Linked DNA regions of Homo sapiens: regions 2, 3, 4, 5 and 6 are each linked to region 1. The links are chromatin loops, found by intact Hi-C in ENCODE. Cell type or tissue: PC-9. All regions are shown on one strand. Region 1 overlaps GABBR2 (gamma-aminobutyric acid type B receptor subunit 2). Region 2 overlaps ANKS6 (ankyrin repeat and sterile alpha motif domain containing 6). Region 3 overlaps GALNT12 (polypeptide N-acetylgalactosaminyltransferase 12). Region 4 overlaps GABBR2 (gamma-aminobutyric acid type B receptor subunit 2). Region 5 overlaps ANKS6 (ankyrin repeat and sterile alpha motif domain containing 6). Region 6 holds the start of GABBR2 (gamma-aminobutyric acid type B receptor subunit 2).

Region 1 (5,000 bases):
AAGTTGTCACTACTTCTAAGCTCTTTTAAAAATAAATCTGTCTGTCTGTCTGTCTAGATAAGATCCAACACTGCCGAGTTCTTGCTTGCCTTCCCCATTCCATATTTTCATCACTCTTCTCCAACAGTGGAATCCCTGCCTTCGAACAACATCAAAATATTTACTGATTTGTTCAGTCCTACATTAGACACTAAATAGTTGCAAAATTGATACATCCATACAACTGTCAAGCACAAACTTACTAAGTAAAGTTGAAGATTCCTTTGCAATCTGTTTGCCACTGGGAGTATATCACCAAATAACTGTGTTCAGGATGTTATATTCTGATGGAGTTGTGCTGTTGAGGCCCAGGGTAAAGCCACACTCCTGAGGGTAAGGCATGGGCATCCCCAGGGTCAATCACTAGGAAGAAGGTACTTTGATGGGACCCAGGGGTAGAAGGCAGGTCTTAGACGGGTAGCGTTTAGAAACTAGTTTTTTGGTCTTGCTCTCCAGGTGTGACCTTTGAAGCAGGCAATGGACCTGGGCTTCTGTGAGGTGGGGGAAAGATGGTGCTCCCACGTGAAAGCAGGAGGAGCTAGGAGGGGTGGGACCTGGGGGTTCAGGCCATTTTTTGACCAGATCATCCTGCTGTGTGTTCTCTCAGGCTTGATTTGCCTTTCGCTGTCCCAAGCCACAGAAAGCCTTAGCTCAACCTCTTTGGGTCCATGTGCATTGAGTCCACACTTGGGCTGGAGTGCTAGAGGGGATAATGTGGTTTCCTGAAGGCTCTGCAGTAAGAAACACCCCGGAGGGAGGTGATCTCCAGAAACTAAAGTCAGAGTGGCCAGGGGTAGAGATTTCCCCTCCACTGCTACCCACCCAGGAGCTGGGCTGCATTTTATTAAGGGCAATGGGGGTTTCCTGACATCCTTTCATTGTTTAATTAAGGTGACAGAACTGGCTTGGTCCCAAGGTCAACTGACTTAGTGGCAGAATCTGGGTTTCTCCAGTGTGTGACAATCAGGCCAACATCAGAATGCAGTAGCACGGACCCATTCCAGTTATGCATGAATGGCAAACCCATTAACGGTGATCCTGTCTTTTCCTCTACAATGAACAGCAGTAATTTATGATGGAATCTTAGATTCTCGGTGTGGAGAAAATTAGTTGTGTCATACAGCATTGCTCAATGGGATGAAGTGCTCTTCACAGGAAACTGACAAGGCTTGCCTGGCTTACACACTGCAGTGGCAGGGAGCCCCTCCCTCCTGCTCCCGGTGAGGTAGTACACAGTGCTTTCACGGAGCCACAGCCTTCTCCTCCTGGACCTCCACTCACCGGGGCTCATCTCTCCCCTGGGGTTCCCCAGAATAATTCCAAGCTCTCTCTTTGAGTCTGCACACCTTCCACAGGAGGGAAGATCTACAGAGAGGGGACACACCACTGTGCCTTCCTCCACCCAGGCCACCTTGTCAGTCAACCTGCTGGAGTTTACCACTGCTCTACAGATTTACCACTCCTACAGGCTTTGAATGGAGCTCAGTACTCCAGGCAGTGCTGAGCAAGTCAAGTGCTGAGCAAGTCAGCTTGACCTCTTTCTCTGGGTCTCCTTGGCTTTCTATATAATCTTCCACCAGTGATTCATGTGTTCCTTCAGGTTGGACCAAGACCCATCAGGTAGTTTTCACAGAACTGCTGCTAGCCCAGTCTTTCCCCCTGTGCTGCTGACATTCCAGCCTGGCTACCTTTACCTTTCTCTTAGCTGCTCCCCTTCCCCCGCAACCCCACCTTCACCGCTCTGACCTCTCGGAATCTTGAAATCTGAATTCTTATCTTTGGCCTTTCAGTTCCGCACCCATCTCAGCAGCCTTAAGCACAGTCCTGGCAGGAGGGTAGCAAACAAACACGATGGGTCCACTGAGAGTTCATGGAAGTCAGTGGTCCTGGGGTGGCCGAGCTGCTCCCACACCCACCTTCCCCATATTCAGGTGCTGATCCAGAAATAAACTGCAAAAATGTTCTGGTCACTAATGTCATCCTCATGCAGCCCCATCTCCCTGTCACAGGTCAGAGGTTACGGTGGCAGGGGTTGGGATAGTTTTGGGAGTGATGATGTTCCTGTTCCTGTGAGGCTGGCAATGGGCATCTGGAAGAAAATCAAGTGACTCCTGCACTGAACCACAAAGCAGACTGTACAAGCTGTAGGTGTTGTCTAATCCATCCAGATTCTACCTGGGCCTGGAGTTCGCAGTGGTCTGTGCAGCCACACATGGGGAGAGATGCACCTGAGCATGCAACCTGCAGGGGCAGGTGGGCTACCCACCCCCCAACCCCCAGTGCTTCCTTGTCATTGTCGTGCACCAAAGCAGCACCACTAGAGGGCACCAAAGAGCCACATGAAGGGTCCAGCCTGGTGGTGGTGGATTACCCTCTGCTGGGGACACAGAACTACCAACTACTATAGATCGGTGGGGCCGGAAACGGTGAAGCTGTCAGCAGCATCTTGTGCTACTCTGGAAGGCACCCACTGGCCTTACATGAGGCCAGATTTCCAAGCACCATGGGGGACTCCCCCACTTCTGGAGCAGCTGTTGGGGAAGTATTCAGGCTATACTTGGGCACTGCACTCGGCCTGTTCCCAGTGTGGACTGTCCACGCAGGCCAGGGCCAGCGAGCACAGGGCACTGACCCCTGCAGACATCAGGGTCAGGGCCTAAGCCCGGGCTTCGGCCTCTTCTCTTCTGTACAGGACAGCATTTGCATTGCCCTTAGAATGTTTTTCTTGCTCTGGATAGCTGGCCTGCAAAATTTTCAACTGGCTTTTTTTTTTTTCGAGACAGAGTTTCACTCTTGTTGCCCAGGCTGGAGTGCAATGGCGCAATCTCAGCTCACTGCAACCTCTGCCTCCTGGGTTCAAGCGATTCTCCTGCCTCAGGCTCCCGAATAGCTGGGATTACAGGCATGCGCCACCACGCCCAGCTAATTTTTGTATTTTTATTAGAGACGGGGTTTCTCCATGTTGGTCAGACTGGTCTCGAACTCCCAACCTCAGATGGTCTGCCTGCCTCAGCCTCCCAAAGTGCTGGGATTACAGACGTGAGCCGCTGCACCCGGCCACTTTTGTTATTTTTCTTCCTTACTTGTTGCTCTCTTTGGCAATTGCCTAAGAAATCATTCATTCATTCATTCATACAGTGAATAACTGTTAAGCACTACCATTTGCCAGATACTGTTCTGGGCATGCAGCAATAACCTGGATAGACAAGAGCCCTGTCCTCATGGCTCTCCCATTCCAGTAAGACCAGGACAGTTCCCATGAGAGGCAGCCTCAGAGAGAGAGGGCTGACTTCACCAGATAACATCAGCCATAAGGACACCAAGAGCTGCCTTATCATGAGTGACAATGATGTGCTCACTGCTGGGTTGGGAACTCTACACCCGTCATCTTGTTGAAGTCACAAAAATCCAACAAGGTGTTATACTTATTTCACAGATGAGGAAACAGAGTCACAGAGAGGTGAAGTAACTTGCCCAAGATCTCCAGCTAGTAAGTCTCGGGGCTGAGATTAAACCCAGGCGTGTGTGACTCTCAAACCAGCACTCCCTCCTCCTTCACCATGAGCCTTCCCTGATGTGCCCTCCTCTCACGTGCATCATTGTGTCAAATCGGAGGAGACAGTGGGTGTAACCGGCTCTATAAACTGCAAAGTGCTTATTTGAGGGAGGAAGAACTTAATCGTTAAATATTCAACAGTGGCTTCCCCTGAAGCCCCCAGAGCTTTAGGGTGAAGGCTGCGCTTTGGTGCTGCGAGCTGAACTCAGGCTGATAAAATGCTCTTTCCTGCCTGGCAGGGCACCGTGTCCAGCAGTGAGGCCACACCGGTTTGGGACGGCCAGAAGATGGAAGTGCTCACACCTGACTTCTGGTCAGGCTGCTGCTCAGCAGGAGGCACGCAGAAGCTGCCGGGGAAAGCCTCTCCCATCTGTGCGGCAAAAGGAGAGCAGCTGGCCCGAGAGTCCCTCTGCATAATGCAATTACTCACAATGTAGGTCAGTGCCCCCTGCAAATATCCCGCTCTGTCCGGCTGCACAAACTGACAGGCAGGGAGTTGGAGCATAAGTGGAGGTGTTGAGGCCTGAAAGGTCAAAAGCCTTGGTCCTGCTACAGACTTGCTGGGTGATCTTGGGCAAATCCCTGCCCTTTTCTAGACCTCAGTTTCCCATTTGTGAAGGGAGCCCATGGGTTGATTTACAGTGTAGTTAATGGGAGTCTGAGTCATTGGGAGATGACTCTATCTGTCCTACATTTCATGACTGTATTTGTCCTACATTCATTCATTCGAAATCGACTCCATGAGGATTTGTCATGTGCCTGCTGTGTGTCATGCACCATGTTGGTGTGGGGGTACAGGATGAATGAGACCAACATGGCGCTTGCCTTCTTGGAGGGTACATTCCAGTGGAACGGGGGCTGCTCAACAAACACAGGCATTCAACAAACCACACAGTACAGTTATGAATACAAACAGTGATAAATATTCCTAAAGGAAACTACGGGCACTTGGAGGGGTGCTAATGAGGGAAGTTGTTTCAGATCAGGTAGCCTGGGATGGCTACTCTGCAGTGGTGACATTTAGTCTGAGACCCGGCAGATAAGAAATGCCAGCCATGTGAAAAGCTAGGGGAAGAGCACGCATGGCAGAAGGCATGGCAAGGGAAAAGAACCTGAAATGCAAAGACATCAGCATATTTGAGGAACCCTCATGTGGCCAGAGAGGCTGAAGTGTGATAAGCGAGAGGACAGCATGGCTTCTCACTCGATAATGTGAGCACAAAGTGCCTGGGGAGCTTGTTAAAATGCAGATTCAGGTGCGCGGTCCCGGGTGGGGCCTGGGATGCTGCATTTCTAAGCAGTTCCAGGGGAGGAGCTGATCCAGGGGCCACCCTTTGGGCAGCAAGGCCTTAAAGGATTTGAAACAGTAGGGTAATATTTGGTTCTCAGCTTAGAAGCAGTCTGG
Region 2 (5,000 bases), 480 kb after region 1:
TGTCATTGTGTCCATTTCACAGATGAGGCAAAGGCTCAGAAGAGTCATGTGTTAAACCAGCTTCTAGAGCCCATGCAGGAGCTGCAGGTGGGAGAATCACCTCTAGGTGCTCTTCCCATGGAATCCTCACCTCCTGAGTGTCACTCACTCAGCTTCCAATGGGTGTGTGACCTTTGACCAGCTTTCTTCCCTCTCTGGGCCTCAGTTTCCCACCTGGACAAAGTAAGAGGTCTCTTGGCTTCAGGTAGTTCTTCCTAAACTTCTTTTTCCTTTTCATTTGAGCATCCTCTTCATTTTTGCCACCTCTCTGTCATTACAGGCTTTTAAAACATGTTTATTTCAGACTTGTTCTGATTGGATGGTGTATTTCTTTTTTTTTTTTTTTGGAGAGTGTATTTCTAATAAGCATTTACCAAATTTTCAGCATCTCTTGATTGATGGGGCTATTCTATATTCTTTCAATGGTAACAAACTTAACACTTTCAGGTCTTTTTAGCCAATGTGCCTGAAGCTACTTTCTTCAGTGCTTGACCTCTCAGAGCTAGATGTTTATATACACTGCAGCCCACCTACTGTTACTCCCTGGCTGTGAGTCCTGCCGTCGAAGTCAGGCCTTTTACATAGACAGAGGGTACCAAGGCTGTGTGTTGCGATCTTATTGCAAACCGTGCATTAAAGGTTTTGAAACGTGGTATGTCCTATGGCAGATTTGCTAAGGATTGTTTAGACAACTCTTTACATGCCAGAGAGATGGCAAGAAGTTAAAAAAAAAAAAAAAAAAAAGATGCACTGCTAGATGTTTTTTAAAAAACTAATTTTCATCAATTTTACATGAACTAGTGTTTGAGAAATGATCAGGGCAGAGGAGGTCAGGCACACTATTGTAGAACAAGGGCTGGCAAACTATAGCCCATGGCTCAAATATATCCCACTGCTTGTTTTTGTAGTTATAATTTATTGGAACCTAGCCATACCTGACTCATTTACATATTATATGCATAGCCACACCCATTCATTTACTCATTACATATGTAAGGCTGCTTTCACTCTAGCAGAAGTGACTACTGTAGTTTTAACAGAGACTGTATGGTCCATACAGTCTATTTGGCCTTTTACAGAAAAAGTTTGCCAAACCTTGTTGTAGAAGGGCCCCAGAACCACCTGCATCAGAATGATGTGCTTGGGGAGAGCAGCCTTGTTATAGAGGCTTCCAGGCTCTTGCCCAGGGCTACCAAATCACTCTGCAGAGAGTGGGCCCAGAACCTGCATGTCACAGGCAATCCCCCCGATACTTAAGCACACCACTTCCTCAGTCTCAGTGGTCTGCAGGGCTGGACTCTGAGTTCTGCGTGTCCTTCCAGTAGAGCAATCCTCAGCTTAAGCCACATAAACACAATTTGGGGTCCTCTGTGAAGCCACGGGGGGCATGCAGCCTGACCTGTTTTGGGCCTGACGGTGGTCAGCGGGTCCAGGTAGTCTACAAGGTCCCTGTGCTTGCAGTCCAGTGCAACCTCGAAGGCGGTCTTCTCCAGCACGCTGAGGTGGTCAGGGTTGGCGCCCTTCTCCACCAGCTGCTGGGCCACTCCAAGCCGCCCAGTGAGTGCGGCCAGCATCAGCGGGCTCCAGCCCACGGTCCGGGCTGCGTGGTTGGGGTCCGCGCCCCACTCCATCAGTAGACGCACCACGGCCTCGTGCCCGTGCTGGATGGCAGCCATCAGGGCTGTGATGTCCAAGGGCTCATCCCTGCTGCCGCCCAACCCCAGTTGCTCGCCTGAAGGGTGGTGATGGTCCACAAAGGCACCGGCTTCCAGGAGCAGCTTCACCACACCCAGGTGGCCGCCCCGAGAAGCCACAGTGAGCACACTGGCCCCCAGCCGGTTCTGGGCATTGACATCAGCCCCGTGATCCAACAGGAGGTGTGCCACACTCACATGCCCAAATCTGCCAGGAAGATGGAGAATTAGTGACACTGAACACACAGCACTCGGGGGCCAGCTTATGTCATCCTTAATTGGCATGAATTATTAGTCCTGACAGCTGCTCATGATAAGAGGTCTTATTCTGGCGCCAGGCACTGTGCCAGCCACATGGATGCAGATGCATCATCATGAAGGTGAGCAGCTGCCCTGCCTGGGTTCAAATCCAGCTCTCCCCACCACCAGCTGCATGACCTTTAGGAAGAACTTTGATTTCTTTGTGCCTTCATTTCCTGATCTGCAAAATGGGGATATAACTGTACCTACTTCAAGGGTTGTTGGGGATTAAATGAGTTACATGTAAAGCACCTGGCTCTGTGCCTGGCCACAGGAAACATCACATCAATGTTAGCGATTGTTAGGTATTATAATTGTTCATGTTACGTTATTCAACGTGCCAAGGGTTACCCGGCTGGTAAGGGGTGGCATCAGGGTCAGGACAGGTCTGTGTGAATGCCGCTGCCCTTGCTTTTTCTCTTACACCATGCTGCCTCCTACATTTCAGACAGTCGATTTTATTCTGCTTTATAGCCTGGGAATCTGTCTCTCTGCCTGTGCTCTAATTTCCCCACAGGCAGAGCCCATGTCTGATTCATTTCTACCCTCCCCATCCCCAAAAGCACACACCCCATGCCAAGAGGTGTGGCAAGGTTGTGGTCAGCAGATAGGCTGGGCATTGCGGCCTGGAGGCCTGCTGCCACCTGCTGGCAGGAATGTTTGTTGCAGGCGGCTGAGGACCCAGCCTAGGCCAGATCTTCCTCAATGAAGTCACTGCTGGGCCCCTGAAGAGAAAGATCTGCACCCACCAACTTCCTAGTACCAGGAGAAGGAAAACAGGTACCTCTTCCCAGCAAAATCTCTTCCTTCTTTTAACACCAGAGGGCAGAAAAGTTCTGTTTTGTGGTGTCTCTGGTGGGCTCGGAGCTGTGTATCTCCAAGCTGGAAGCGGCCCTGGACTAACAAGAAAACAATGACAAGACAGGGGCTGTCTACTCCAGGTTTTCGAGACCACAAAGCCACTGTCATGTCTGCATCTGTGAGGCAGCTTTCTGGGTTTCTCGATGCTCAGCCCTCCTTCCCGGGAGCCAGTTTTGCACCTCATCTAAACCCAAGACCTCCCTCCTCCTGGCGGCTGGCGGCCAGGCCAGGGCTGAACTCTGTCTGAGGCTCCGGCTGAATACCTTCTGGGATGTGAACCTGAACAGCATGGGGCTACTCAGCCACGAAGCAAGAGCCTGGTGACACAGCTCCATCAGCTGCAGGGGGCTGGGCCTCTTGACCTCCACTCCCAGAGTGGAAAAGGACAAGGCAAATTGAAACCAACTCAATGCAGAAAGCTGCACCCCAATGTCTCCCCGCCTCCAGTCTCGTTCCCTCCTGCCCATCCTCCATGCGACTCCCAAATGATATTCTCCAAACCCAAATCTGTCACTCCCCAGCTTCTGATTGCCGAAGACCTGACTGCTTTGCCAACCTCACTTCCTCCTGCTCCCAAACCACACCTTCCCGCCTTCCCCACACCTTCACCATCCTGACCCCACCAGAGGACTCTCCTGTCCTCATCTACTCAGCACACCCCCACCGTGTCCTGCTTCAGGAGTCATATCTCACCCACTCTGAGCAGCTTCCAGACCACCCCTCAACCAGGCTAGGTCAGTGCCCCTCTTCTGAGCACCTAATTCCACGGGCTCGCCTCTGGCTGCACGTGAGCCCTCTTTCCCTAATTGTCTCTCCTATTCAGTGGCAGGCTCTCCAAGGACAGGACAGGGTTCCACGCATATTGTTTCCCCAGCCCCTACCATAGTGGCTGATCCACATCGGAGCTCAGTAAATTTGGTCAAACAAGCCAAGTAAATGAATGCATAAATGGCATAACCACATAGGGGAAGGTCCAGAGGTGAGCAGTGGAAATCCCTGAAGAACTGGTGTATCCTCCACTGTAGTACATTTCTAAAAGATTACACTATTTAGTTATCAAGCATGAGATAAAATCTAGCATAATCCCTAACAGCAGATTACAAGGTGCGTCACATTTTTATCTCATTTGATCTTAATAAACCCCGAGATAAACTCACAGATTAGGAAACTGAAGATTACAGTGGAAAGCAATTAATCTAAAGCCTCTCAATTTGAACGTGATAGAGTCAAAAGTTGCACCTGGACTCAAAATCGAAGCTCCAGTATAACCAATTTTTAAGGAGGAAGAAAAGGGGTGAATTAGAGCAGAAATAGTGAAATTTGGAATGTTTTCTGAATTAGTGAGTAGCCCAAGAGAGCACTCAACTATGCTGAAAATATAAAAGGATCCAAGCAAGGCTGAGATAATGTTGTGGATGCTAAGTTTCTAATAGGTAACTGCCGGAGATGGGCATGCTAGGGGCTTTCTGAACAGGTGCTGTGATTACTGATGAATTTCAGCAATTAACACCTGTGTTTAAAGAGCTGGCACACATTTTCCCCTCTCAAAGCACTGGGCTGAGAGTCCAGCTCTGCCCCACTGGCAGGCAGGAAATGAAGGGTAGGGAAGGAAGGTAAACACTATGCAACCCTGTCCCTTGGAGAGAAGTCTCTGGCAAATTTGGCAAGCCGCTTCCAGGCACCAACACCAAGAGGGAAACTATCAGTTACAGGATTCATGGCTGGGAGCACAGGCTCTGGAGCCACCTCCCTAGGTGTGAATCTGACTCGCCACTTGGTAGCTATGTTACTTGAGCAAGTTATTTAACTTCTCTGTTCCTCAATTCCTCATTTATGAAATGAGGATGACAATAGTACCTCCTTCCTAAGGTTTTGTATGGATTGAATGACTTAATTCATTTAAAGCACTTAGCACAGTGCTTGACAGAAAGTCAGTGCTCAATAAAGGTTGTTTTTTGTTTTGTTTTGTTCTGGTTTTTTGAGATGGAGTCTCGCTCTGTCGCCAGGCTGGAGTGCAGTGGCGCGATCTCAGCTTACTGCAACCTCCGCCTCCCAGGTTCAAGCGATTCTCCTGCCTCAGCCTCCCGAGTAGCTGGGACTACAGGT
Region 3 (5,000 bases), 530 kb after region 1:
GATGGCAGGAGATTGGAGTCCCCTGGCACACGGTGTCATTAGCACTGCCTTCCTTCCTCATTGTCCAGTCCCTTTTAGTCTTTTCCATTTCCCTTGCACCCCCATGAGCTGCAGGCACCGACATGGAAACAGCTCTTACAAATGCATTCAGAGATGAAAGGGCTTTAAATGAGTAAGCCAAATAGCCCAAGTGTAAGGATGTTAGCCAAAGTGTTAGATCCAGATATAAGCCACCCCACCTCTCTAAGCCTTGTTTTTCCCAGCTTTAAAATAGGTACAATAGGCCAGGCACAGTGGCTGACGCCTGTAATCCCAGCACTTTGGGAGGCCAAGGCAGGTGGATCATCCGAAGCCAGGAGTTCGAGACCAGCCTGGCCAATATGGCAAAACCCCATCTCTACTTAAAAAAAAAAATAGCCAGGTGTGGTGGCATGCCCCTGTAGTCCCATCTACTTGGGAGGCTGAAGCAGGAGAATCACTTGAACCGGAAGGCGGAGGTTGCAGTCAGCCGAAATCATGCCACTGCACTGTAGCCTGGGAGACAGAGCGAGACTCCGTCTCAAAAAAAAAAAAAAAAAAAGGTGCAATAATAGCAGACTTACTTTACTGAGGATTAGATGCATAGCCAGAAATATTCTTTGGAAACTATAAAGCTCGATAGAGATTAGTTGTTGCTTGTGGTATTATAACCAAGAAAACACCTCTGATAGAGTAGTCTCCCTGGATAGTCACAGTTGATTTGAAACTGAGGGTTACCTCAGACCTGAGGGTGCTGGCCCCACCACACTTGCAGTCAGCTTGCATCAGGACTTGTAAATCGATCATATCCTTTGACTCACTAAAAAGCATGTGAGGGAATAAATCCAAAGAAAATCATTTGAAAGAAAAAAATTCATTGTTTTTTATCTCCCTGGGCAGCTTTCACTCCCAATATACTGCTTATAAATGGGTTTATTCTAAAGATGATTAAAAGCTGGAATATGTTTTCCTGCAGAAAAATGTTGTCACTAGCAATGACATTTGCAGGCTGCCCAGAAAAGCCACACACCATGGTGTTACCTATTGAATACAGGAAAATAAGAAGGAAAAATACTTCTGCACACCCCAGACGTCTCTGATCTTCTTGAATGTCCTCCTCTTCCCATCTTTCTCCCAACCAGAAGCCATTGTAAGCCCTCAAGGAATGGTAGTGGACACTAGAAACAATAAAATCAGTTTGACATATCAAAAATTTTATCTTAAATTTCAGTGACCATTTAAGGAAAAGGAAGTTTGTTCAGGAGGCTGGGAAGAAGGATACTGAATTGGATTTTTTACCTTTCTTCAGGACGCTTAATACTTTGATTCATATGTGAAAAGGATACAGCTTGATTTATTATATTTCATCAGTCATGCCCTAAATATATATATATAAAACAAATATATATTGAACAGAAACATATGTGAATTCTGAAGGAAATGTCCCCACTTATATTCACTAGACCATAATAGAAAGCTTAGTTCTTAGGGCTGGATCTTTTTTTTTTTTTTTTTTTTTTGAGACGGAGCCTTGCTCCACCAAGGCTGGAGTGCAGGGGTGCAATCTCAGCTCACTGCAACCTCTGCCTCCTGGGTTCAAGCGATTCTCCTGTCTCAGTCTCCTGAGTAGCTGGGACTACAGGCGCCCGCCACCACGCCCAGCTAATTTTTTGTATTTTTAGTAGAGATGGAGTTTTGCCATGTTGGCCAGGCTGGTCTTGAGCTCTTTGGCCTCAAGTGATCCACCTGCCTCAGCCTCTCAAAGTGCTGCGATTACAGGCGTGAGCTACTGTGCCCAGCCTTGTATTTTCTTATGTAGGCCTAAAAACCTCTGAAATGTCATTTCTTGGATTCTACAAAACATGAGTTTGGATTTTTTTGAATGAAAAAAGTTCCATTTAGTGAACAGCACATCACAAAGGTTTTTCACTGATGTTGTTATTCACTCTGCCTGTTTGCTGCTCAGCCATGATTAAGTTCGTTGCATACAGCTTATAACAGAGAGGCAGAGGGAAAAGATAAACACCAGGCCTGAGAGAGAGACTTGCTGAGATAATTGAGCAAGGGCTGGCAGAAAGGAGAGAAGCAGGAGGTCATTAAAGAAGACCATCGTCTTTGGGGTTTGGGAATTGGCACAAGGCATATAACCCACTGATTCTCTGATGTGTGACAGGTGAGTAGCTCAGGCCAAGTGACTGGCTTCCTCATCCATCTGGTCTGTGGCTGAGCTGGGACTACAGCCAAGTTTCCACACTCTGTTTAAATACCTAAGAGAAAGAGATCACCCTGCACGGAATGAGTTGACCTAAGAGGAGTGAAAGAGATAAACAAAGGATCTTTGTTCCTGATTTCCCTGAAGGAAGCCAAATGCAATAGGGAGATGTAGGGTATGACACATGCCCAGAGCAGCCAGCAGGTGGCACCATCGGTCCTGTGAGAGGCAAGCGGGACGCAGCCTGTACAAGCCTGGTGCTGTGTCCCCGGGACAGTCCTGAGTTGCTGCGTTACACGGAAGACACTTACCCCTCAATAAATATTTCTGAAATGGTAAAAATCAGACCCTGATCTCTTTAAAACATGTCTTTAGGAAAAAGAGACTTTTCTGATGACTTGCCTGTCATTCTGTTATCTTTTGTAGGATGGATCTTTATTTCACGAACAGTCCAAGAAATGTGTCCAGGCTGCGAGGAAGGAGTCGAGTGACAGTTTCGTTCCACTCTTACGAGACTGCACCAACTCGGATCATCAGAAATGGTTCTTCAAAGAGCGCATGTTATGAAGCCTCGTGTATCAAGGAGCCCATCGAAGGAGACTGTGGAGCCAGGACTCTGCCCAACAAAGACTTAGCTAAGCAGTGACCAGAACCCACCAAAAACTAGGCTGCATTGCTTTGAAGAGGCAATCATTTTGCCATTTGTGAAAGTTGTGTTGGATTTAGTAAAAATGTGAATAAGCTTTGTACTTATTTTGAGAACTTTTTAAATGTTCCAAAATACCCTATTTTCAAAGGGTAATCGTAAGATGTTAACCCTTGGTATTTAGAAAATTAAAACCTTATAATATTTTTCTATCAAGATGTATATTTTACAGTCGTGCCTTTTACTCTCATTAGCAAAAAAGATAAAGATTTTATTTTGGTATTTACAAGAATTCCCAGGTACGAAGATATCTGCATGGGTGGAAATCAGGTTCAAGCAACGTACTTTGCATTAACTGATAATACCTCAGCTGCGGGGTTAAAGTTTTCCCAGTATAGAGAGACTGTCACTAGGAACATTGTATTGATTTATTCAGGTCATTGAGATCTTCTAGATGTATTTTAAAAAGAATGCTTTTTGGTTATGTGTTGCTACCACAGTTAACACTCCATAATGTTCATGTCAGCCAAAGAGGACTAACCAAAGCTGAAATCTCAGAGAACAATTTGCTTTACTAAGCTGAGTCAACTTGAGAGCGAACTTCTAACAATGCCGCACTGTAGTGTGGCTGGTTCTACCACTATGACTTTAAAACATGTTTATATCATTTTTAATTTTTATGATACGGTAGTGTCAGGGAGAAATGTAATGTTCTATATGAAATTCCTTTTTCAAGTTTGTTCATTAATAACAGTTATTAATTTAAATCAGCGTTAGAGTTTGTGCTGCTGCAACTGCTGTGAAAATTTCTCTGAGTAATTCTGATTTGTGAATGATCCCAGACCAACCCTGAGATTTTGTCAACCTGATTAAGTCAATATGAATGATTAAAAAGATGTGAGAACACTGACTGCAGATCTTTTTGTACTGTAAACCAAAAATAAAATTCTAGGGCCGGGTGCGGTGGCTCACGCCTATACTCCTAGCACTTTGGGAGGGCAAGGAGGGCAGATCACTTGAGGTCAGGAGTTCGAGACCAGCCTGGTCAACATGGCGAAACCCCGTCTCTATTAAAAATACAAAAATTAGCTGGACGTGGTGGCATGCGCCTGTAATCCCAGCTACTCCGGAGGCTGAGGCAGAAGAGTCTCCTGAACCCAGGAGGCGGAGGTTGCAGTGAGCCAAGATCGCGCCACTCTACTCCAGCCTGGGCGACAGAGCCAGACTTTGCCTCAAAAAATAAAAAATAAAATTCTGGGGTCCCCCATCTGATTGAATGGACTCCTCTCTTGGCCAAGAAGATCCCAAAAAAACCTGAACCTAGTTCAGAACTGAAAAACTAGTTCAGGCCATGATGAGAAGGGAGCAGTATCCAGACAAGCCTCATTACCCTCTCCTCCCTTTGGAGTTTAAAGACAACTGACTGGCATTCACGTTAAAACAGATCTCTTAAGATGGACCAAACAGACTCTTTGTAGCAACACATACCAAATTCCAACCTGACTGGTATAACATCCTATGACCCTGAAGGAAATCCAAGTATTTTGCCACAAAATATATTTCTTTAACATATTCTGAAATGGCCCTGCAAAGCTGTCTCTTGCGGGGGAAATTTACATTCTGTAGAGAATCTCCTTCCCTAACTAGGTCTTTTCAGGAGAGTCTGACACTTTTTAAGGTCTGATAAGAGACCTTCACATCTATTTTCTCTGAAGCCTGCTACCTGGAGCTTCATCTACATAAGAACCTTGGCTTCCACCCACCATCCCCCCCACCCCACCCCACCCCACCCCACCCCTTACTTAGTTCAGCTGACTTGGACTCTTCAGGCAGAGCTTAACTCTTTCAACCAATTGCCAATCAGGAAATCTTCGCATTCGCGTGTGACCTGGAAGCCCCGCCCCCCGCCCCCTTCTTTAAGATGTCCCGCCTTTCCAGGCCAAACCAAGTTATGTCTGCCTGTAACTTCTGTTTCCCTAAGATGTGTAAAATCAAGCTGTAACCAACCACCTTGGGCACATATTCTCAGGACCTCCTGAGGTTGTGTCACAGGCCATGATCCTTAACCTTGGCAAAATAAACCTCTGAATGGATTGAGACCTGTCTCAGATAGTTTTTGGTTTA
Region 4 (5,000 bases), 260 kb after region 1:
GAGCCCTGCACCCTGAGCAGGCTCTGACAGTTTGGAGAGGGACAGAACCAATCTCACCTGCATGTCAGACCCTGGACTCTATGAAGGTCCTTGCATATAGAGGGAGAAACAGGTTCCCAGTGGCTAAGTGACTCACATCACGACTAAAACAATATTAGCCTCTCTATGCAGCAGCTATGAATCAAGAGGCCCAGCAAAAGGCAAAAGTTAAATTTAACCCGTTTCAGCACCAGGGTGAATTTTCACCCCTCTGGTGTGTGAATCCCTATTTTTGTGACACAAGGAAACAGAAACAACTGATTACGCATTCCTGGCTGTCTCTGTCCAGCAAGCATTGCTCCTCCAAAAAGGGCCGCCAGAGCTCCTTTTCAATTACACAAATTCCATGCAGTTTTCCATTTGTGAAGCTCTGTTTTGAAGCCCAGTCTTGAGTAAGTTAAGAGATTTATCAAATCCCTTGGGCACCTGTAGACCCACCCATCCACCCCTTCACCATCTCTGGAAACAAGCTTAGCCTCCCTGTGTTGGGGTTGGGGTGGCTTGGGAGGTCCACAGAGTCTGGCTTATAATAAATGGGTCTAGGTTTCCTGAGAGTGAGAAGGAGGCAGGAATCCAGGCTCCCAGGCTACTCCCAGATCAAGATCCTGATCTTTGTTCTTATATCTTCCTTGCCTGGCTGCACAAGCCTGGGAGAAATCCACTCTCTTGGGCTCATCTACCATTCTGCCTCCCAGGTCCTCAGAGAAGTCCAAACTGTTGAGTACCCTCCAGTTCCAAGCCCCCCCAGCATGCCCCATCCACGTCCAGTTGCAGCCGTTGATCCAGCCCCAGTGTCTAGTAGTGAATGCTAGGGCAGTATTGTCTGGGTGTGAGCATCTTCCCCCACAAGGAGCCTGGGAAAATGCAGAGCGATTCTGTGGAGGTGGAGGCTGAGATTCTGCATGGTCCACCGCCCTCCCTGCCCTACAGTCAGGGCCACACTGTGAGAGGCTCCGCCATGCAGCATCTCAGGCCCCTCCGTCCACCTATCCTCTGCACTTAGCACATTTCAGTACTCAGTGAGGACCTACTGTGAGCCCAGACCCTGCGCCAGACACTGGGAACCAGGAGATGAAGGAAGGGGTGGGGAAGGGCTGCCCCCAAGAAGCTCACAATCTGATATGGAAGACTGGCATATAGAACAAATTATTTTTCACAACACTTATTATTTTTTTTAATAGAGGCAGGGTATCGCTTTTTCGCCCAGGCAGGAGTGCAGTGGCATGATCATAGCTCACTACAGCCTTGAATTCCTAGGCTTGAGCAATCCACCCACTTCAGCCTCTCAAGTTCCTGGGACCACAGGAGTGTGCCACCACACCCGGCTAAATTTTATAATTTTTTGTAGAGATGAGGTCTCACTATGTTCCCCAGGCTGGCCTCAAACCCCTGGCTTAAAGCCATCCTCCTGCCTTGGCCTCCCAAAGCACTGGAATTACAGGCATGAGCAACCATGCCCAGCCCATTTTTTAAATTTTATTTTTGTTAATTGAGGTAAAATATACATATAAAATTTACCATCTTTACCAATTTTAAGTGTACAATTCATTGACATGAAATTTATTTAATAAGAGAATACTGTACACAATATAGAAGGATGTAGAACAGTGTTTCTCAACCTTCGTTTCACTGTTAGTCTCCTAAGAAGTCTTTCTGGCTGTTTTTTCCTACTCTTGCCCCCTGGTGAAATTGTAATACCACAGGCATGCATAGATCTGTTTGTGTACTACATCTATATCTATGCTTTATACATTAAAAAAGTAAGATTTTTTTTGCCTCGCCACAAGAACCAATGTTTACTCCCTTGGAGAAGATATCACCCCCTATTGGGAATGCAGGGTGTAGCGGAGGAAGAAATAATTAATTTACTTTTTGAGCGGGGAATGGGCGGCACTGAAGGAAAGGGGGAAAAGAAGGAGATCAGGGAAGGCATCACAGAGGAAGTGGTATCCGGGGTTTTGAAGGATGAGCAGGAGTTCTGCAAAACAGGGCAGGGCCTCAGCATCAAGTGCCCCTTGCTGGGCAACTGGAGTTCCTGCCTTCCTCCAGACATTAGTCACTATAGTATCCAGTCTCCAAGCTAGCACCCAGTGAGCTTACCTCCCACTACACCTTGGTACTATTCCTCTCTAAATAAGAGCTAATTTGTGTGATCCACAGATTTCAGCAGAACTTATAGTATGCAATTTCCAAAGCTAAGTCCCAAAAGACTTTGTCACCTCTGCCTTGGTCTTTTCGTGACTCACTTTGGGGGATGCCAGCTGCCTTGTCATGAGGACACTCAGGCAGCCCTATGGAGACCTCCACATGGAGAGGAGCCACACTGGAAGCAGATCCTTCGGCCCTAATCAAGCCTTCAGATGATGCCAGCCCCCAGCCTTCAAATCCTCCAGCTGGGCCCCAAACACCATGGAGCAAACACAAGCCATTCAGTGTGTCTGAATTCCTGAACCAGAGAAATAATGAAATAATACATAATATTGCTGTTTTAAGACACTAAATTTGGGGGGATTTGTTACCCAGTGGTAAATAACTAACACAGTCCCCATCTTGTAACCCAGTTCTATGTCTTATCATCTCCTCTAGGTTGGAGGGCTGTCCTGCTCATGGAGAGGCCAGGTAGCTGTGGTCTGCAAGCTGGGAGTTTCCAACGTTGTGCTTGTTCCTGCAGCTCCTCAGGGAATTCTGAGGGACAGGTGGTTCCAAGTGACACTGAGAATCAGTGGAATCAGCTGGATTCCTCTCTGGGCAGGGGATTTCCCTGGGACCTCAGCCTCTCATGCCTGGACAAAGCGTCCATCTTCAGATCCTTCCATCCCTTCCCACCTCCCTCCATCCCTCTGATCATTGAGCAGATTTCTAATGAAGACTGTGAAATGATAGGCACAGGGAAAAAGAAAAGTCCAGGTTCTGTCCTTAAGAAGCTCACAGCCCAGCTGGAGAGACAAACATTTATAAACACCACCACCCCCCCCCAAATCTGCAAAACCCTAAGAGAGAGACAGGCAGAGTGGAGTGGGACACTGGGCTGTGCACAAGCTCTGCTAGAATTAAACAAGGGGAAGTGATAGGCTTTCTAGGGCCCTACTTTAGCAGCCCCCTAGGAGCAGGCAGGAAAGGCTTCCTGAAGGAGGCAGCATTTAAGCTGGGTCTTAAAGAATGGGCAGCACTTGATACACTGGGTATAGGAAGAATGGGATGTTTTGGGTGGTAGGAACAGTGTAAGAAAAGGTGGGAATGCAAGAAAGACCAGGAATGACAAGTAATCAGGGGACTCAACTTGGGGAGTGGGAGGAGACAGGGCAGGACTAACCACAAAGAACACTTAGTTAGCACTAACTGTGTGCCAGACACAGCTCTAATCCTTTTTCAGTCTTTCCATCCACACAACAAACCAATGAAAGCAGTCCTATTACTACCTTGATTATGCAGATGATGAAACTGAGGCTCAGGGAGGCAGCACATGGCTCTAACTAATAGAGAATGTGCTCCTCAATGTTCAGGAAAGCAAGCTCAAGCCCAGAGAATCTAAGTGACTGGTCCAAGGTCTCCACAGCTGTCCTGGGCACCCTGAGGGCATGAGGCCAGGCTCCCACGGCACACTGAGCCATGCTGGCTTTCAGGTGTGTGGTTAGGTTTGTGGTTAGGTTTGCACCAGAGCACATGGCTGCTTTTCTGGTCTCCTCTTCCTGTTGCATCCACCCACAATCAGTGTGGCCTGCTCCGGCCACAAGGAATGACTCAGCACTCCCCAAGCCCACATACTTTCCCACCTCCCGCTTTTGCACGCCCAGTTTCCTCTGCAGCGGCGCTCTCCCCCATGTCTCCAGCTGTCCAACGCCCTCTCCTCCTTCAGCAGCCAGCTTCATGCACCTACCATAGCACCTGCCCTGGGGCTTCCTTGACCCGGGGCTAAGTGAGGGGCCCTCGCCCGGGCCCCACCTCTCTTTCATCACACCTGCCATAGCTTGTGCCCACCACCCCTCGTGGCTGCAAGCTTGGGCTCCACCCCAGCACCCCATGCATGCAGCACCAGACACAGAGGAAGTCCTCAGCCAGTGCAAGTGGAATGAAACAGATCCTCTATGTGGTCAGGCTCCTGCTCACCCTGTCACTCACTCTCTTCACCCTGGCTCCCCACCCATCATGCTCCAGCCCCATTTCCCTGTTTTCTGTTCCACGAATACACCAGGTCCTTTCCTATCACAAGCTGCCTTCCTCCGTTTACTATTCCATTCACTGACATGGAATGCGCTTCACCCAGTGGTCTCCTTCTCACCCTTTGGGTCTCAGCTTGAATGTCACCTCCTCCAAGAGACCTTTTCTGACTACCCCAAGGCAGTCACTATATATCTCATCACCCTGTTTCCTTCTGTCATCGCCAAGTTTCCTTACTACAGTCTTATCTTAAGGGCCAGACTGCTTGAGTTAAAATCCTGGCCCTACTACTTACTAGCTGTGAGTCCTTGTGCAAGTTAGATAGCTTTTCTGTGCCTCAGTTCCATTATCTATAAAATGGGGATAAGGTACCTAAAGCATAGAGTGGATTTAAAAATTAAAAGAGTTCACGCAGAAAAATACTAAGAACAGTGTCTAGCACATGGCAGACCCTCCATATACAACCTTAATAATATTATTATTTAATTACTTACTTGCTTCTTGCCTGTCTTCCTCCTAGAATGTAAGCTCCAGAATAATGTGAACCATACCTATCCTGTTCAGCATTGTATCCCCAGTGTGCCTACCAAAATCCAGGCACAGAGTAAGTTGCCTAAAATATTTGTTGGATGGATGGATGGATGGATGGATGGATGGATGGATGGATGGATGGATAGGTGAATGGGTGGGTGGATGTATGGATGGATGGATGTATGGGTGGATGGATGGATGGATGGACAGACGGATGGAAAGATGGATGGATAGGTGGATGGATGGATGGACAGATGGATGGATGGATAGGT
Region 5 (5,000 bases), 460 kb after region 1:
CTTGTGAGTGTACATTTACTGCGGTTGCCTGTGTGTATGATGCCCCAGTGGACTGCCAGCTCCATGGGGACTTGGTTCTCTGCTATATGCCTAGTACCCAGCTCTGGCCTCGGCACAAAGAAGGCACTCAGTAGATGTGATTAAAGGTTGCAGTGGGCTGAATTGCAGCCGCCAAAAAGATACACAGTGTCCTAATTCCCAGAACCTTTGACTGTTACCTTATGAGGCATGAGAATGAGGATGAGCTTATATGTGCTTACCTAAGATGTGCCCAAGTCAAGGATTTTGAGAGGAGGAGCTTATCCTGGATTATCCAGGTGGGCTCTAAATGCAATCACATGTATCTTTATAAGAGAAAAGGCAGAGGGAATTTTGACAAATGAGGAAGCAATGTGACCACGGAGGCCGAGACTGGAGTGATGCAGCCACAAGCCAAGCGAAGCCTAGAATCAAGAGAAGCTGTCAGAGGAAAGAAAGGATCTCCCCGGAGCCTCCCGAGGGAGCAGGGCCCTGCTGACACCTTGATTTCAGACTTTCTGCCTGCAGGACTGTGAGAGAATACATTTCTGTTGTTTTAAGCCATGCAGTTTGTGGTGACTTGTTACAGCAGCCATAGGACACCAAAACGAAGGTCCTCTTGTTGGTCCTCTACTGTGGGCACTCCTAAGGGAGAGACAGTGACAGATCCCAGGGCCCTGGCCCCCCACTGTGGGCACTCCTAAGGGAGGGACAGTGACACGATCCCCAGGGCCCAGAATGAGGCCCCTCTGCTGAGTAAGCGAAACAGAACACACTTGCAAAGGCCATAGCTCACGTTCTCTCTCCCTCTACCTGGGACGCTGCTGCCTGCACTCCACTGGGGAGAAAACTCTTCCACAGCCTGCAAATCCCAGCTCAGCTGTCGCCTCTTCCTGGAGGCCTCCCGAGTGCCCTACCACACACGGTCACCTCTCTGGCGCTCCCACACTCCTAACACTGCTCCCTGCCTCATGTTCTGTGCCTGTGTCTTTGCCACCCAGACCACCACCTCTTCTAGGGCAGAATGGGGCTGACTGGGCTACATGGCAGTGGGATTCAGTTAATGTTCACTGAGCAAATGAAGCAAGTCAAGTTGATGTTCTGTCCCTCTAGGGTTAAATTCTCAAGGAAACACAGCCATAGAAGAAGTCTCAGGGATGGGTTCTACAACTCCCCCGTTCCTACCTGATCGAGAATAGTGGACTAAATGCAAACCTGTCCTGCCTGTTTTGAGAGCATCTCCAGGCGCCAGGCTCTTGGTCTCCTGCAGGTGATCTCATACTATCATAGCCCTAGGAGGCAGCAGTGAGTGCTGGGGTCAGCCCCATCGTATAGAGATAGAGGCCACACGTTTCTCCAATCACCCAGCACATGGCGACAGGGTCAGTCCTGAATCCCTTCGTCTTGCCCATTTGCTGCATCTACCATCTAGATACAGGTTACACACAGATACCTTCCACACTGATGAGACTGTCAATTTCAGAAACAGACCAAGAGCCACCAAGTTAGAAATCACTACAGTCAAAAGGATAGAAGTCATACTCTTGGGCACAAGAAAACACCAGTAGCACACAGAGTTGCCGCTGAGTGTTTGCTCTTGATTATGGTTCACTCACACTTGGCTGGTGATCTTCAGCTATTACTCCCACTCCCTGGGTCCCAGTTTCCTCATCTACTAAAAGGAAGGTTGGATTAGATGGATCAGGTCTTCAAACTGTGCTCCTTGGAGATCTAGGGTTCCAGTGAGGGGACAGATGTTCCCTGCTACCTCAACATTTTAATCTATTTTCCATACTGAGTTGCTCTGTAGGGCTTCATTAGACAAAAGGATATCATCCATTCAAAAGAAAAAAAAAGTTGCAACCCCTCTGGATTCGTCGGTTTGAGGTCCCGCTGCCTGGAACACACCATGATCTCAGTGAGCAGTGAGTGATGTGTAAAAGTGTGTCAGAAGACAACTTACAGTGTCTGTGCCCCCGCCGCCCACGGGGTGGCCCCTGCTGGCTCTCTGGGGCAGCGCAGTCTTCATGGGGTCTGCCTTCCCGTTGTGACGCGTCCGGGACCGATCAGAGCTCCACAGCTCAAAACTGGAAGGGGGTAGGAATGGGGGGATGACTGCTTTCAGCTTGTCACTCGGGAGTCTGGTGAGGGGAGCTCCGTTTCGAAGCTGAAAAAGACAGGCTGAGGGTTAGACAAGCCCCCAGGAGGGCTCCCAACTCTGCAGGAAAGACTCCATGTTTTTCCTGCTTCTTGGGGCATGGCACCACCATCCACCCCTCCACCCAAGCCGGGAGCTATGTGGCATCTACAGCTCTCCTCCCAGTAACCGCACAACACCCATGTCTGCTCTGCGCCAACACCAGGCTTCTTCTGGATCTCTCCTCACAGCAGCAAGATCAGAATGGGGCAGAGGAGACAGAGCGCCAAGGAGAAGCAGATGATGTTGGTGTGCTGTGGGGGAGGCAGGGGAACTGGGAGAACACAGAGGAGGGGTGCCCCTGCTGCACAGTGAAGGCACCTTTGTGGGAACCGAGCTGAGAACGACAGTTTAAGCTGGGCCAGTGAGGACCAGGAGGTGCATTCCAGACTGAGTGAGGGGCCAGAATATGGAAAGGCCTGGAACCTAGAGGAGCAGGACATGGGTGCAGTGCTGCAAGGAGACCAGCATGAGCAGCCATTGGGAGTGAAGAAGGAAGCAGGAGGTGATAAGGGCTAGGGCTCAGCACCACTCTCTTCCCCAGCCCCCCACATCCCAGCTTGCTCCAGCCACGCCTCCTGCTGCTGACATTTAATTGTAATTTAATTTTTAATTTTGAAAATGTGATTTGGGGGTCAGTATAAAATCTACACAGTAATGACTGTTAGATCTTCAAGGAAGTGTTCACAGACCAAGCTCACCTTAATTAAGAAAAATAGTGAACTTTGTGCCAGATGGAGCTTTGCAGCAACGGGCATCCCACAGCTAAACTCGCCTCGGGAGCCGAGCAGGCGGGCATCTCCACACTGATGGCTGCACATGCCCATCAGCAGGGCAGCCGGGCCACCCCACCCATTATGGGGGGGCAGGCACACTGGCGCCCTCTACAGGGCATGAGCAGTTGGGGAAGTAGTACACCTCCGGGGTTCCCAGGCTGGCTCTGTCCTGCTTTTCTGAGTCTCTAAACAAGTGCTGTCCCCTCTTTCCCTCTAGACCACAACAAGCTCATCCAGCAAACGGGGTTGAGTTGGAAACTCACAGCGACAAATCCACCACCACAAAAGGGTATTTTCCCTCCCTGGGGTAACAGTCTAAATTGTTGCTATCTTTCTGGAAGCCAATGACATTCACAACCTTTGACCCAGGAATTCCATTTCTAGGTATTCATCCTGAGCAAATAATCAGGCAAGTGGGGGAAACGAAGGTATAAGGACATTCATCTGAGCTGTTAAAATAACAAAAAACTAGAAATCCCAGAGTCTGACAGTTCAGTCTTGGATAAAGAGACACGTTCCTACACTAGAATGTTCTAATGTAGCCATTAAATATGATGTGGCTACATGGTGTTTTATGACATGGAAAAGATGGTCACAACACATAAATCACAAATAAATTGGATTCAACACAATATGGGAAAGATACTAACAGTGCCAACCTCAGGAATATTAAATGAGCTGATACATGCAAAGTGCGATGAATAGTAGCTGGTACTTAGTAAAAGCTATGGTATTTGCTATTATTATATACAACATCATATCATATTTATACATGCTAAAAAACTGCTTACAAAAAATACTCAAAAGACATATCCATAAAAATGCCAACCATGGTTATAGTTGGGTGTGTGATCAGGGATGAATTTATTTTCCTTCTATATGTTTTACTGCTTCTTCCAAAATTTCTAAAATAGCATTTCTGTCTTCACACCAAAAATAATTATTGCTATTTAATAACATGATCAAACGTCAGGCAGCACAAGCCCCCACAGTCAGTGTTCGAGCCATCAATTTACACCTGTTGGGGTGGCAGGGAGCCGTGGGCAGATTGGGTCAGGACCCCTCGCTGGGCTCTAAAGTTCCTGACACTGCTGATGCCTTTTCTGGGAGCCCCCTCTGCTCCCTTGTCCTCAGCAATACTGCCCTCTGCTGGCTAGTATTAGGGTCTTAGCGCTAAAGGGACTCAAGTCCAACTTTAACCACTAAGCTCTCATGTCAGAGGAAACAAACGTGAAACCCAGAGAGGGGAGGTAACACATCCAAGTTCACACCACGGAGCTTATTCTGGGCCAGACACTATGCTAAGAACTTCCTGGGAGTGATCTTGTTTAAAAACCATAACCATGAGGGATCCCCGAAGTCAGAGACTGCAAACTGTCCCCCAGTATCTACTTTTCACATCTTAGAAATGACACCCCTAATGTTCATTTAGATGGGCACAGGACCACTTGGAACAAAGACTTCATTTCCCAGCTTCCCCACTGTGATTTAAGCAGAGTAGTTGCCAAAAACCCTTTTTTTTTTTTTTTTTAAAGACAGAATCTTGCTCTGTTGCCCAGGCTGGAGAGCAATGGCACGAGCTTGGTTCACTGCAACCTCCACCTCCCGGGTTCAAGCAATTCTCCTGCCTCAGCCTCCCGAGTATCTGGTATTACAGGCGCCCACCACCATGCCCAGCTAATTTTTGTATTTTTAGTAGAGATGAGGTTTCACCATGTTGGCCAGGCTGGTCTCAAACTCCTGACCTCACGTGATTCACCTGCCTCCGCCTCCCAAAGTGCTGGGATTACAGGCATGAGCTACTGTGCGTGGCCCCAAGAAACTTCCTTAAAGACAGCTGGCATGTGCCCATGGCTACCTCTTCTCCCCTCCTCTCTCCTGCTGGCTGGAATGAGGCCGTCATGGGCCAGAGCTCTGGCAGCCATCTTGAACCAAGAGGTGACCTGAGAAACAGAAACTACACATGGGGGACCAACAGGCAGAAAGGACTCAAGTCCCTAACTCCAATG
Region 6 (5,000 bases), 390 kb after region 1:
CATTTACCTTTTTACCTTGACTGCCAGGAAGCTCAGAGCTAAAATATAATACTCAATGCAATAAATTTTAGCCCAGGTTCTTGGTATAGTAACTTCTATGCTTCTACATAGTTTCTGATGCTTTCTTTTATCTGTATTTTCAGTTGTCTTGCTTGTTCAAATCCTCATTGGAATATATAAACGAGTATTTGCTGAAGCCATTTGGTGTTACACCAGAGAAGCAGAGGTTCTGATAGACAGGTATTCTGTTAGGCTGTTTCATTTTTACCAACACATGGCATTGAGTGAGGTTTTGAAAATCTACCACTATTCTACTTACAGAAGAGAGTCAATCTGGTTGTAGGAGGCTCCTTTATTGAGACAGATTGTCCCCAGGGACCAGATTAACCCATTCCTTGCTAAATCTCCATCTCTCTGCAGATCATATGGATAAAGGTCCATACTGGTGCCCATAGTCACTGGCCATTGAGGCCACTGATTGACAGCAAATGTCAGCAAATCCAGCCAAAATCTGTTCACCACATCCACCCTGTGTTAAAGTCTACAAACAATGTGACACAGCCTGCAAATAATTAGGCAGTGTCCACAAAGACAGCCAATCTGAATAAACTAGACCCTAAACACTCTAACACTAGCCACAAACATTCTTTAGATCGCTCTAGATTTTGCTGCAAATTACCTAGACTGATCCTTCCTTCACTCTGGCTCAGGGAGAAAGCACCTCTACTTTAAAGATAAGGCCACTTGTGAATTCACAGGAAATAAAAATGAAGGAAGGGAGCTGGGCACGGTGGCTCATGCCTGTAATCCCAGCACTTTGGGAGGCAGAGGTGGGCAGATCACCTGAGGTCGGGAGTTCAAGACCAGCCCGACCAACATGGAGAAACCCCATCTCTACTAAAAATACAAAATTAGCTGGGCATGGTGGCACATGCCTGTAATCCCAGCTACACGGGAGGCTGAGGCAGGAGAATCACTTGACCCTGGGAGGTGGAGGTTGCGGTGAGCCAAGATCACGCCAATGCACTCCAGCCTGGGCAACAAGAGCAAAACTCTATCTCAAAAAAACAAAAACAAAACAAAACAAAAAAAACAAAAAAAAAAAAAAAAAGAAGGAGGAGGAGGAGGGGAGGCAGCAGGACACATTTATTTAGTGCTTACAGCATGCCAGAGCACTGGCCGCTGAGCCTGCCAGCTCAGGGCATCTTCTACCCTGGCCTGTTATCTTCCTTAAGCTGTGTGTCACCTGCAGAGTACACATAATATTCCCACCTAGGCTTAGAGAGATTAAATACCCAGCTCAAGGTCATCCAGGGTGGAAAGTAACCAGTTTCTCACTAAAACCCAGGCCCCACCTACCCCAAAGCCCTGGCTCTGGGCCCCTTCAAAAGGCTAGAGACACTTCTCTGTTTGCACGAAGCTAAAATTATCTTCTGTCTTCCTTCCCACTGTTTTCTAAATATTCCCACGAATTGAAGAGTCTTCTGACTGTCTCATCCTCTTGACTTTGGGTCCTTTCACTCAGAAAGTCATCAAGACACACTCGAAAAATAAAATGTAAAGGCTTCAACCCACACCCTGAAACGAAGCACCCATCTCTTTGCTGCCACAAACAGGCCAGTATGAAATCTCTTTCAGGGAAGCTTTCTAAAGGGAAGAAACTGATGATGAAAACATTATGCAGCTGACAATACTTGGTGATGATGCAAGCAGGGCTGCCCTATCTAAAAATGTGTTTGTCCCCAAAAGACCGGCTTTGCAGTGACCCCTCCAGAAGAATATGTGCAGTAGCAACAGAGAAACTGTCAAGAAGATATGCCTCCGTGTAACTGCATTGCTGTCTCCATTTATGTGTGCCAGACAAGTACCCCCACAGAACTTGAGATGCTCAGGCAAAGACGAGGGCGATAGGAATGTCATTCGGAAATGATTTCACACCGGGTTAGCCCTGCACAGCCAGCCAGCTTGCATCCTCTGGGGCAGAGGACGCCTCTCCGCCTGCAGCAGCCTGCGCGTACCGCTGCCAACTGCCACCGGTTCCTTCACCTTTTATTTACAGCGCAGAGCAAGCTGGTTCACCGGTGAAGCGGGGGAGGCAGGGAATAAGATACAATCTAGATTCTGCTCTTTCTCTGGGGACATAAAGAGGGTCCGACCAAGGAGGAGGGGAAGCCCAGATTGCACCACCAGAGCAGTAGCGCGACCCTCCTCCCAAAAGGGTTCTGCACCTGGACTCCAGCAGAAGCGCCCGGAGAGTCCCAGGAAGCCAGGATCAAGCCCAGCGCCTCGGCCCCGTTCCGCGCGATGGAAGAGGCGCCAACCGAGCGTACTGCACAGGAAATCACTGCCCCCTTCAGGCCGCGTCTCAGACGCTGCGGTCGGAGCACAGGGGCTCGCTCGGTCCGGAAAAACTCGCAAACCCGACCTTGCGCGGCCAGCGATCGCTCCTCCAGACCCGCTCCGCGCGCTCCAGCCCCGGCCTGGCGGTGAAGGTCCGCTCTGGGGCTTCAGGCAGAACCCAAACCGAGGGCGTGGGGAGGGGTCTTGGGATGGAAAGCCCTTGGCTCTCTGGCTCCGCTCCGGACTGCTCTCCAAGTCTGTGCTCCGGCTGCTAGGTCGGATGCTTCAAGCCTGAGCCGTGAGAAACTGCCTGCAGCCGCCCGGCCAACAGCAGCGGCGCGGCCGGACACCACTGCACGTCCGGGACGAGAACTGCCAGGGCACTTTCTGAGCAACTAACCCGAGGCAGGGGTCTCCTGAAATCGCTCTGGCCACAGGCAGCGCCGGGCACGTCCAGGCAGAAGCGCTGCAGAGCCGGTGGCCCCACACTTGCCCGCGCGGAGCGGGCTCAGAGCTGCTGGCGCGCACCAGGCGCCCAGCCACGCTGCACGCTCAAGCCCCTTGGGTTCCGGAGCCTTCCGGACCTCAAAGCGCGGCTCGGCTTCCCTGGGGGCCTGTGAGCAGGCCCGCGGCCCCTCCGGCCCTGGGTGGCCCAGTTTGCAGTCAATGCGCCTGTTCCTCCCACTCGGTACCTCGCAGCCCCATGAGCGGGACCTGGACAGGGACAATCAATGTAGGCCTTTGGGGGTCCAGCCCCCACCTTCTCCACTCCTTTTTCTCTGGTCAAAAGAGACCCCAGTCTTCTATCCCACCCCCACCCCTCCCCACACACACATACACACATAAGACCAGAGGAGGGGGTGCTTGGCAAATGTTACCAGCTGTGCCAGCCAAGCCCAGCAGGACCGCGGGGGTGAACACTGGGCACCAGCCCTCTCTGCCCTCGGCAGGCGCGGGCCGGTCAATCGGGGATCTGACCAAAGGCCGGAGGTTGCCTGTGTCCAAACCACCCACCCCAATGCCCCCCGAAGCCCCGACGGCAGGGGCAGCCGGACACTCACCTCCGTGTCATAGAGCCGCAGGTCGAGGAAGTAGGGGCGCAGGAGTGACTCGTTGCGGATCTGCTCGATGGCCAGTTCCACGGCGGGGAGCACACCGCGCCCGATGCTGCCCTTGGCCACCTCCTTGGTGAGCGGCATGAGGCCCATGATGGAGAGCGGCGGGCTGCTGGGCGGCGGCCGGGGGGCGCCCCGCGCCCAGCCCCAGGCCCCGGGCGCCAGAGGCAGCAGCAGCGGCAGCAGCAGTAGCAGTAGCAGGCGCGCGGGCGGCGGTGGCGGCGGCGGCGGCGGCCCGGGCTGCCCGGAGCTCCGCGGGGAAGCCATGCCGCGCCGCGGGCTGCGGGCGCCGGCTCACTCGGCCCGCATGGCCTGGCCCGGCCCGCCGCCCCGCGCCAAGGTCTTCCCGCGGCGCCCGCGCAATGGCGCCGGCCCGGGCCCCGGCTCCGTCTCGGGCTAGGGTTCCGGCTCGGCTCAGAACGGCCGCGGCGGCGGCGGCGGCAGCGGCGGCGCCCGTGACGGATCAATCACGCCGGGAAGGGGTGGGAGCGAGCGGAGTGCGGGAGGCGGGGAGCAAGCGAGCAAACGCGGAGAGGGGGGCCGGCGTCTCCGCGCGCGCCTCTCTCCAGCGCGGCCGCCCCGCACCGGGCCGCCTCCGCCCGCCCCCGTGCGCGCTCTGAACCGCTCTCCCGCCGGGAGCTGCTAGGCGGCAGCCCCTGGAGCTCGGCCGGGGGAGGGCGGACGGCAGGAAACGCGGGAGGCGAAGGCGAGGCTGCTCAGGGGCGGCTCGGGCCGCCTCCAGGGACGGGGACGAGCCGTGCGCGCCGGGGGAGGGGGAGGCGCTGGCGCTGCGGCGGCCGCGGGGAGGGCCACCTTCCCAGCACACGCACACACGCGCCCCCGGCCCTCCGCTGCGCCAGCTGCCGCTGCCCGCCGACCGCTGACCTCCAGGCACCAGAGCGCCCGGGGACAGCGATCTGGGAACCGGGACCGCGCGCTGGCACACGCAGTGGCCGCCGCCGCTCCGCCGAGCGCTGCCTGTAGCACCTGCACGGTGGTTTGGAACCGCTTCTCGGAGGTCTGGCCGGGAAGGTCTGGGCAGGAGAATGTTCCACGAAGGCGTCCCAGAGGCATCTGCAGCCTACGCTCTCCCGTTCTTTTCTGGCGCCCACGAGCCCCTGACCGAGTCCCGGGGGTCGCTGAAGACGCCCACGGGTGCTCGAACGCCCGTTGGTGCCAGGCTGCCCGGCCTTTAGGGCCTTGGCTGAGGACACCCCTTTCCTCCCCACCAGACGGAGCGACCGCCCTTTGCCAACCCCAAGCAAAGCTGGGGTCCCAACCTTACGTGCGCTACCGCCCCCTCCAGGCATTTGACCTCCCCGCGTCCCCATTCTTGATGGGCCCCGCCCTAGAAGTCTCCCGGGGTGGGAGCACTATCCTCAGGCCAGGGCGGGGCCGCGCGCCCCTGGACTTGGCCCTCTCTCTGCCAGGTCGCACTGGCCAATCTTAGCCAAAGCAGTCCCGAGCCAGATGTACCCGAGTGAGCTGACCTAAGACCTTGGGTTCCTTGTGCCTCTGCATACTTCAAGAATAGGAAACGTGATC

The links. A loop is a pair of places that touch in the nucleus more often than their neighbours do. Peaks named below come from ENCODE experiments on the same cell type or tissue, not always from the same donor. Only the 100,000 strongest peaks of a DNase experiment are listed, where the experiment ranks them.
Region 2: a loop joins it to region 1, with 9 times the contacts of the local background. A loop is called at or near these places in 38 of 110 quality-filtered maps.
Region 3: a loop joins it to region 1, with 13 times the contacts of the local background. A loop is called at or near these places in 4 of 110 quality-filtered maps.
Region 4: it touches region 1 in a loop (4-fold over the local background); 5 of 110 quality-filtered maps call a loop at or near these places.
Region 5: a loop joins it to region 1, with 7 times the contacts of the local background. A loop is called at or near these places in 92 of 110 quality-filtered maps.
Region 6: it touches region 1 in a loop (12-fold over the local background); 36 of 110 quality-filtered maps call a loop at or near these places.

Annotation. Positions count from the first base shown.
Region 1 is chr9:98,313,354-98,318,353 of GRCh38, forward strand. All of the region lies in intron 13 of GABBR2 (gamma-aminobutyric acid type B receptor subunit 2), which reads right to left. Among named protein-coding and RNA genes, the nearest start is that of TBC1D2, 60 kb to the left of the region's middle. In PC-9, CTCF peaks have their summits at 2,326 (motif pointing right) and 2,528; DNase peaks (open chromatin) are centred at 1,138 and 2,368.
Region 2 is chr9:98,788,666-98,793,665 of GRCh38, forward strand. ANKS6 (ankyrin repeat and sterile alpha motif domain containing 6) reads right to left here. Exons shown (of 15, transcript NM_173551.5): 2 at 1,439-1,941. Among named protein-coding and RNA genes, the nearest start is that of ANKS6, 5.4 kb to the right of the region's middle. RefSeq lists a silencer at 2,729-2,778. In PC-9, CTCF peaks have their summits at 2,689 (motif pointing left) and 2,892 (motif pointing right); DNase peaks (open chromatin) are centred at 2,616, 3,126 and 4,546; H3K4me3 peaks cover 360 bases; H3K27ac peaks cover 2,324 bases.
Region 3 is chr9:98,846,296-98,851,295 of GRCh38, forward strand. GALNT12 (polypeptide N-acetylgalactosaminyltransferase 12) reads left to right here. Exons shown (of 10, transcript NM_024642.5): 10 at 2,657-3,786. The coding sequence ends at 2,797. Among named protein-coding and RNA genes, the nearest start is that of GALNT12, 41 kb to the left of the region's middle. RefSeq lists an enhancer at 2,352-2,646. In PC-9, CTCF peaks have their summits at 2,438 (motif pointing right) and 2,641; a DNase peak (open chromatin) is centred at 2,246; H3K27ac peaks cover 1,109 bases.
Region 4 is chr9:98,572,082-98,577,081 of GRCh38, forward strand. The region is part of intron 2 of GABBR2 (gamma-aminobutyric acid type B receptor subunit 2); the gene reads right to left. Among named protein-coding and RNA genes, the nearest start is that of GABBR2, 130 kb to the right of the region's middle. RefSeq lists an enhancer at 3,795-3,854. In PC-9, CTCF peaks have their summits at 1,881 and 2,087; a DNase peak (open chromatin) is centred at 3,700; H3K27ac peaks cover 1,935 bases.
Region 5 is chr9:98,771,896-98,776,895 of GRCh38, forward strand. It overlaps ANKS6 (ankyrin repeat and sterile alpha motif domain containing 6), which reads right to left. Exons shown (of 15, transcript NM_173551.5): 9 at 1,982-2,185. Among named protein-coding and RNA genes, the nearest start is that of ANKS6, 22 kb to the right of the region's middle. In PC-9, CTCF peaks have their summits at 3,094 (motif pointing left), 3,295, 4,114 (motif pointing left) and 4,313; a DNase peak (open chromatin) is centred at 3,356; H3K27ac peaks cover 925 bases.
Region 6 is chr9:98,705,016-98,710,015 of GRCh38, forward strand. It overlaps GABBR2 (gamma-aminobutyric acid type B receptor subunit 2), which reads right to left and starts at 3,920. Exons shown (of 19, transcript NM_005458.8): 1 at 3,402-3,920. The coding sequence starts at 3,722. RefSeq lists enhancers at 1,546-2,117, 2,689-3,259. In PC-9, CTCF peaks have their summits at 2,316 (motif pointing left) and 2,516; DNase peaks (open chromatin) are centred at 1,976 and 2,316; H3K4me3 peaks cover 2,986 bases; H3K27ac peaks cover 1,356 bases; H3K27me3 peaks cover 1,781 bases.